Linked DNA regions of Homo sapiens: region 1 is linked to region 2. Evidence: chromatin contacts called from ENCODE Hi-C or POLR2A ChIA-PET data. All regions are on one chromosome and are shown on one strand. Each heading gives the region's core, a stretch centred on a gene start or an enhancer-like site at or near the end of the contact. The rest is flanking DNA. Distances are from core to core; before and after follow the strand shown. Region 1 has its middle 200 kb from the start of CDKN2B. Region 2 has its middle 120 kb from the start of MTAP.

Region 1 (3,687 bases), core at 1,155-3,654, 530 kb after region 2:
TTATCTTGAACTTTTTTCTTTTAACAATGTGTGTGATATTTTTCCCAATTAATTCTTTGGAGTTCAAGGGTTAGATGTTATTTATTGTGCTTCATGGGTTTGTTTTTAGATTTAACATGTTAATATACACAAAAATAATACTAAAATGCTTAGGCTCATAAAATAAATATTAATTTCCCGGAGTTTGTGTCTTTTTGTCCTTTCCTTTTAAAATTTCCTTTATTGTATATTCATTCATTCTTTATTTCTGTAACAAAAAGTTCCAAAATATCTTTGTTCTTAGCACTTTGCAGACATAGGGTGTACACAAACTCATAAGATATGGACTCTGCCATGGAAGATGGGAGGACATGCTGTTTGAATACATCAATAAATAAGAAATAGTTTCATGCTGTTTTTGTTCAGTATGTATTTAATGATAGGTTTTACTATTTCTTTGATGTGTGTGAAGCTTCTATTACTTTCTGAGAATTTTGTTTACTGAGTCAAATTTTCTGCCTAGAGGCCTTAAGCTGCTGTGACAGACATGTTGAAATTTTTATAATGCGTGAATAGAGTATCAGTGTTGAGGCTCAGTGCAGTGCATTTGAGAACATTGTTTTTTCTGTAAGGAAACAACTTGCTATCACTCTGACCTAGGCAACAGATTTACAGATGCACTTAGGAAATCTAGTGATCTTTACTATCTGCTATCTCTAAATGTGACTGAATTGCATTGAATAAATATTTACTGAGAGTCTACTAAGAAGAGCCTCCAAGATTCTGCATTAGATTTGTACAGAAGTCGCTGTAACATGCTAGGAGAGCCATCAGAGGAGACAGAAGCAAACTCATGGTGGTAAGAGGATGCAGGAGTCTGTGGTGGCTGTGGTCTTAGGAATATTTCAGGGTATCAAGGAAGTAAGCTAATGAATAATTTCTGAAAGGGCTTTGAATACTTGGCTGGCAATGGCAAGTTACATATGACCAACCTAATTATCACTTTGCTTCTCATCCAATAATGAGTCAGTGTCTGTCTGGTGAGGTTCTGACACACCCAAAGTGCTCTGCCAGCAGATATATGAAACTCTGAAGAATAGTCTTCATATGATCTTTGGTTGTGATATGATTAGGAGGGAGTAGTCTGAATTGTGGGGCTCCCTGAAGTCTTCAAGCAGGGTTCTGGTCCGCAAGTTCTCTCCTGGAAGGTGGGAGGGGTCCTGAGGGGTCATGATCTATTCAAGCCCCCATCCAACCCCCACATCACTAAACATTCCCATTTGTGTCTTCTGGTGCTTCATGTTACATATGAAGTACAAAGACCATTGAATACTTTCACTTTCATTTTGGAAATCCTATCTATTGAGGGTAGGAAATGTGGTTTCTAGGGTTTGTTGACCATTTGGTTACAATTTGGGATTGCAACTGACTTGCAGGATTTCAGACAATGCAAAGGCAAAGTCTAGTCTATTCCTGGAAGAAAAATCATGGGATGGGGAGACCTTTTTTATCTATGCCACTTTTTAACCTTTTTTTGGAGGTACTGGCAGTTATAGCCACATAATTCTATTAGGCCATCGATGGCTGGGTCTAGATCTGTGACTTTCAAATTAGGTCTTAATAGGGTTGGAATAGGGTTATAGTGGTGTCCATTGTAAATTGGTTCCTAAAATTTTATTTATGTCCCATCTACTCCTTTAACAAATATGCCTTAAGCACTTACTATGTGAGGGACTCTGTGTTAATTCTTGTCAAGAGATATAAAAATGTATAGTCTTGGCCGGCGCGGTGGCTCACGCCTGTAATCCCAGCACTTTGGTAGGCCAAGGTGGGTGGGTCACGAGGTCAGGAGATCAAAACCATCCTGGCTAACACGGTGAAACCCCGTCTCTACTAAAAATACAAAAAATTAGCCGGGCATGGTGGTGGGCACCTGTAGTCCCAGCTACTCGGGAGGCTGAGGCAGGAGAATGGTGTGAACCCGGGAGGCGGAGCTTGTAGTGAGCCTAGACTGTGCCACTACACTCCAGCCTGGGCGACAAAATGAGACTCCATCTCAAAAAAAGAAAAAAAAAAGTGTAGTCTTGCATGCCTCTTTATCACCTGTCAAGGGTGATAAGTTTAAAACAATTTTTTTCCTCTGGGATTTGAAGATTTTCTCCTGTTTCTTTTCTTCACTATTTCTTAAGATGAGAGTCTCTATGTCCTGTGAATATGTAATAAGCAAAGAACAAAAGTAGTTTTCTGACCTTTAACTGTTTCAGAATAGTTTTGAATATATTAGTTAAAATAGCATAATATTATGTCTTCAACATGAATACAATATCTTAAATTTCATGAAACATGGCACACACTTGTTCTGTGTAGTAACTGTAATAAGGCAGACATCGTTAAATGCCCTATTTTGTAGATGGTGACTCAGAGGTCAAGTAATTTCATTATGACTGGCCAAGTGGCAGAACCTGAACTGGAAAGGGGAGTGTGGTGCCCTTTCCATTGCTTTACATTTCCTTGTAAATGTCAAGAGCAGCTGAATGTTAGTATTCTTTTCAAACTGCAAAGTGACTTTTCAGCAATTGGGGTTGTTGTTTGAAATGTTTTTGAATGGCTTGTCTTCTATCTTTCCCTCATAGGAAAAGAAAAATACGACACATAGCCATGATTGAAGACGTGTACCTTCATCTGAGAAGACATCTGCAAATATTCTGGTCACTATTAAACTATATCCAATTTTTAAGTTGTTTATTTTTAAGTGAGGGCTGTTTTTATAGATAAAGTTTAAAAAGTCTGGCATTGTTGACATATATTTTACATTAACCTTTGCTTTTGGAAGAACCAGATATTCCCAATGTTAGTGTAATCGATCGTATTTTTTTGATTGTTATGTGGCAGTTGCATGTATTACGTTTTTAAGTTGTCATAATAACCTGGTGAGAGAAGTACTATTATTATTTGACTTTTGTAGATGAGAAAATTGAGAGACAGAAAAGTTAAGTGACTTGCCCAAGTTTATACAGCTAGCAAGTAGAAAAACTGAGATTTAAACTCGGGATGGACTTGTTCCAGAGCCCATGTTTTTAACCACAGCATTATACTGACCCGTCTTGGCACTGCACTGATGAGGTGTGTGATCTTTCTTAGGTCACCTAATGGTTTTGGTTTTCAGATTCATTTATGAGAAGGAGAATGCATGGGATAATTTATTTTCTGAGCAGTATTCCTTGTATGCTTACATGCCTTTATTTAGTCCTCACAAGAACCCTAGACATAGATAGAATTATTATCATCCTTATGTTACATATGGGAAAATTAGAACTTAGAGAGTTCAAGTAACTGCTAAAGGTGACATAATCGGTGTAAGAACTGGGAATCACCGCCAAGATTTCAATCACTATGCTTTACTGTCTTTCCTTTTTAGGGGCTTATGCTGCCGTCAAATTCTTTACATTGAATCCTGGCTTTTTATTTTAGAGTCATAATGGCAATATGTTTGTTTCATAAAACCTTTCATTTAGAATTCATCCAAGAAGTGACTTAGTCTACTTATGGCTGCAAATACTGGGGAGCCATTAGCACAGTGACAGCAATCTTAACAATGAAACATTGTGCTATTAATATTATATTATTATTTTTTTGAGGAGTCACATGTGTAGCAAACAGGATGTAACCGGACATGTCAGGCAAGCTGTTGCTAACCCTGAAGACTAC
Region 2 (3,975 bases), core at 648-3,147:
CAGACATGCTCTTTTCAAATGAGCTCAATAGCAGATGTCTGTTCAAATCCCTTAGGTAATTAGAAGTAGAAATGGTTGGAAATTTCCCAATTGACTATGAGTAATAGTGAGGCCATCTGGGTAATATATAAACCCATTCACACCAATTCTTCTCCAAATGCCCCAGAAGCATTATTACTTAGCAGAGCAGGCCAAAGAAGGTTAACCGGCTGCTTTAAAGGAAAGGTGGGGAAAGAGGAGCTTTGCTCTAACATGGTCAGGTCATTCTACTGCCAGTACCATCCTGGAAGGGTCTGGTTTCAACAGGTGTCAGTCCAGGGACTATTACAAAGAAGGAAACGGAAAAATAGGGCAGCACACACTTTTTAAAAAGTCTTTCCTTATTTATTCGTAAGTTGAAAGGAGAGAGTGATGGCAGAATGTGAGTGTAGTATATTAAGATATGAAATACAACAGCTGAATGAGTAGAGTGTTTTCACTGTTCTGGTAAGAATGAAATACATGGGTATATTCAAACTAAATGCTCTTATATATGCATTTCAAACTGGTATTGCTCAATATAAAGATATATGATGAAATGATAAAATTCATGCCAATAATTTAAATTAAAATCTTCTTTATTTAGAACATTAAATAGCAAATAAAACACCATAAGAAGCTGAAGAGGGTCTGTCAAAGGAAGACCACCAATCTACCACCAGGAGTCGATTTCAGTTCCCCTAAATATCCAAGCATGAGGGAATGCTGGCAATGTGAACGTTCAATGGTAAAGTATCTGAGGATTTTGCAGATGCAGGTTGTCAAACTCATCATTAATGGAAGTAATCAAGAGCTCTAAGCATCCTTTTTCTTTTCCATAAGTTCCAGGGTGCATGTGCATACATTCTAAATGCTGGTCTGTTAAACCGATGTGCAAATTTTCAAGGACTATGCCAAAAGATAATAGCAGCAAGCCCACATTCAAATGCTGGAGAAAAGGAATGGGCTCATGACAATGAGCAAGTTAGATAATGCTTACAAATCACACTCGGGAGGCATTTTCTTCATGTTCACAGAATCTGTAAAATCCCTTTGCAGCAGAGTATGGCATGTTTTATTTTTTTCTTTTTCCAAGTTAGGTAACAAGTTTAGAATATATCTAAAATTTATTGGATACTAATTGTGTCCTAGGGTCTCTGTTTAGAACATTTATTTGCACTGTCTTATTTAATCCTTACAACAAGCTTATGAGGAAAATTTCATTATTACTCTATGTATTACATGAGGAAGCTGAAGATTAAGGAAGTCAACCGTCAATAGCCATGTAGCTATTAAGTGGGCCTCTGAGATTCTAGAACAGATCAATCTGACTCCAGACTCCTTTACCACACACTGCATTATTTGATAAGAACGTAAGGGAGTTGCCCAGAGCATCTAATCTCAAACCTATCTCTATTAATTCCAAAGTCCTTTATTTTTCCATGCCCACATTCTCCTCTATATTGAATCTTGTAGTGGATTTTATTAAATGAAGTGTGGATTTTCCCTCTCTAAGAATGTCTACAGTGAAGTTATTTACCACAAGATGGTTTTCATCCAGACAGAGGTATATCTAACACGAATAAATATTTTCTGAGCATTTACCATCTGCCCCACACTACAGTAACACTGTCGAGTTCACTGAAATGAACCTGATGGCTTCTGTGATTCCAGGCAGCAACATGTTTCTCTAAATCCAATGAAAATAGGAACTTATAACATCTTCAGCTTACATATTTACTGTTAACACGAAGGGGGAAATAAAATGATTTCATTTCCCTTTCGCTGTTTGAGGAGCAGTAAAGCCCAGCTTCTTGACTTTGAGTCATACACCTTGAATGGTAGGTTGGGCAAACTGGTGGTCACCTTCAGGTCCCAACCTGTAGAGCAACCCACCTTGGAAAGCCTCATCATTCAGGGAGGTAAGTGTGCCAGGCTCCACAAACCTGGACTTGCTGGTGAAAAGTCTCTCCAGCCAAGAACAGCACAGCCAGGAAAGGGTAGTGGGAGGTAGAAAGCAAGCTCAGAGCTGGCAAGTGGACAGAATGAGTCACCTCTTTGATGTGGAGTGGTTATTCCAAACACAGCAAAGGTGAGCAAGCATTTCCTTCCTCTGACTACCCTAACTACAGCGGCAACAGCCCCTTAATGTAGGAAACTGAGTCACAGGCTAGGAAGGTTTCAGAGATGCAGGAGGAAAATTGCTAGACTATACTGTAATACCAATCTTACTAAGATAAATTTAGTGTCAGCCTGGTAAAATATCATTCTGCCTTATTTGCATAAACTAATTTTCCCTTGTTTCCACAACCTTTCCTCATTGCTCCCTATTCTTAGTAGGGATGCCAGTTAAGAAATGTACACATAGAGCAAGACCTTTCAGCAGAATTAACTCTTTAAAGGAATCAGTGAATGTGAGTGAAAAGAAGACTGGGATTGTCTTATTAAGAGAATGAAAACGCCGTAAAAAAAAAAAGGTTGTTAAACCCACTGGTGGTTCTGGGAGTGGCTGGTTCTTTCATAAGAACAGTTTGGTATACTGGGTCATGCTAGAATTCGCCTGCCTCAGCCTAAATGGATTGAGTCCATTTGCAGAAAACAGAGGAAAAGTACGCTGTTTCCACTGGTTTCAACTTGGAGCAGGATTGTCTGTTGGTGTCTCAGCATGGGGCCTTCTTCACTCTCCCTGGAAGCAAGGCCCAGAAACATAAAGGCTATGTTTTCTAGACTCCTTGTAAGTAGTGCTCTGATTTAGGGTCTTCTAACGAGAGACACTTGCACGAGAAGGTGGAAGAGAAGGCACTGTTATTGCTCTGGAGTTAGTGAGCAGGTACAGGGTCACTGGCAGATAGCAGATCTGAGGTTTTGCCAGTGACTTTTGGGGGTCTGCCTGAAAATCACCTACTTAGGTGCTTCAGACAACTGAGACAGGTGATGAAGGTCCCCTGCAACTCCTGCCTTACCTGATTTCCTGAATACTTGTGGCAGTTTCCCTGATTTTCTTGTCTTACAATGTTTTGTAAACCCTAAATTAAATTTCCTGATTGAATAGCTAAAGAGGTTTCTGTTTTAGACTAAACCCTACTTGTCACATACTTCGAAGGGGCAAAGAATATATCCAAATAATTCACCTTTCATAAATTATTAAGAATCTATTTTTATGTAAGAATTCATCTTTTTCAAACGTTTATATTTTCATTATGTACCAATTCTTGTGGCAATGACTTACAAAATTTACTATGGAGTCATGAAATGTATTTCATGCTTCTCATGACATCTGTTGTATATTAACATATGTTCATCTATCCTATGTCCTTGAAGAGTGCTATATGTTTGGTCTGTTCTTATGTCAGAGAACACAAAAATACACACACCCACAACCTGAATTTTAGTTTGTAAATTTAGTGGCTTTGTCTGAAGCTTTTCTGAGCAAAGAGTAGAAGGAGAGAGAGAAATGACCTGAATTCTTAAGAATAGCATCCAAAATTTTGACTCATATAGGCCAGAGTAAAGGGGAAAGGTGAGTCTTTCAGAGAAAACATAATCTTCGTGAATTAACTTTTTTCCTTCACAAAGATCAGGCTTAATCTTTGCTCCCTCTTGCCTCTCTCATATTTATTTTCATTTCCCAATCAGCAAAGGAAATATGCTTAATTTTAGACTTAACCTGAAGCTCAACATTGTGGGTAAGGGGACTTGTTCTGAGCAGTTTAAATTCTAAGGCCTCATGATTATTGAATAAACACTGAATGAAAATAGAGCGACTAAAATATCATGAGATTAATAAGTTTGACATGATTGTGTACGCTTTAGTTTGCTTATGTAGGACATTATAACTGAAAGAAATGCTCTGCAATTTTGTGGATGATGTCATTTGATTATTTGACTTTCCTAGAAAGGAATAATTTAGATGTTCACTGCCCAAACTATATCATCTCTCTTTCCTTCAGGGTGTGC

Evidence for each region. Hi-C counts contacts between places; a loop is a spot of excess contacts on that map. ChIA-PET counts read pairs that join two places held with the same protein, here RNA polymerase II (POLR2A). Pooled maps may share reads with other maps.
Region 1: a map of MCF 10A shows a loop between it and region 2 (6-fold over the local background). The contact joins two enhancer-like sites. A Hi-C loop is called at or near these places in 1 of 168 maps with a recorded cell type or tissue (MCF 10A) and 5 of 50 pooled maps. POLR2A ChIA-PET finds 5 or more read pairs at or near these places in 1 of 52 experiments (MCF 10A).

Annotation. Positions count from the first base shown.
Region 1 is chr9:22,208,052-22,211,738 of GRCh38, forward strand. No RefSeq gene overlaps it. Among named protein-coding and RNA genes, the nearest start is that of CDKN2B, 200 kb to the left of the region's middle. Within about 2 kb of position 2,405, at least 5 of the 41 ENCODE cell types and tissues checked have a DNase peak (open chromatin) inside an H3K27ac peak, as active enhancers do.
Region 2 is chr9:21,683,039-21,687,013 of GRCh38, forward strand. No RefSeq gene overlaps it. Among named protein-coding and RNA genes, the nearest start is that of MTAP, 120 kb to the right of the region's middle. RefSeq lists an enhancer at 1,447-2,646. Within about 2 kb of position 1,898, at least 7 of the 41 ENCODE cell types and tissues checked have a DNase peak (open chromatin) inside an H3K27ac peak, as active enhancers do.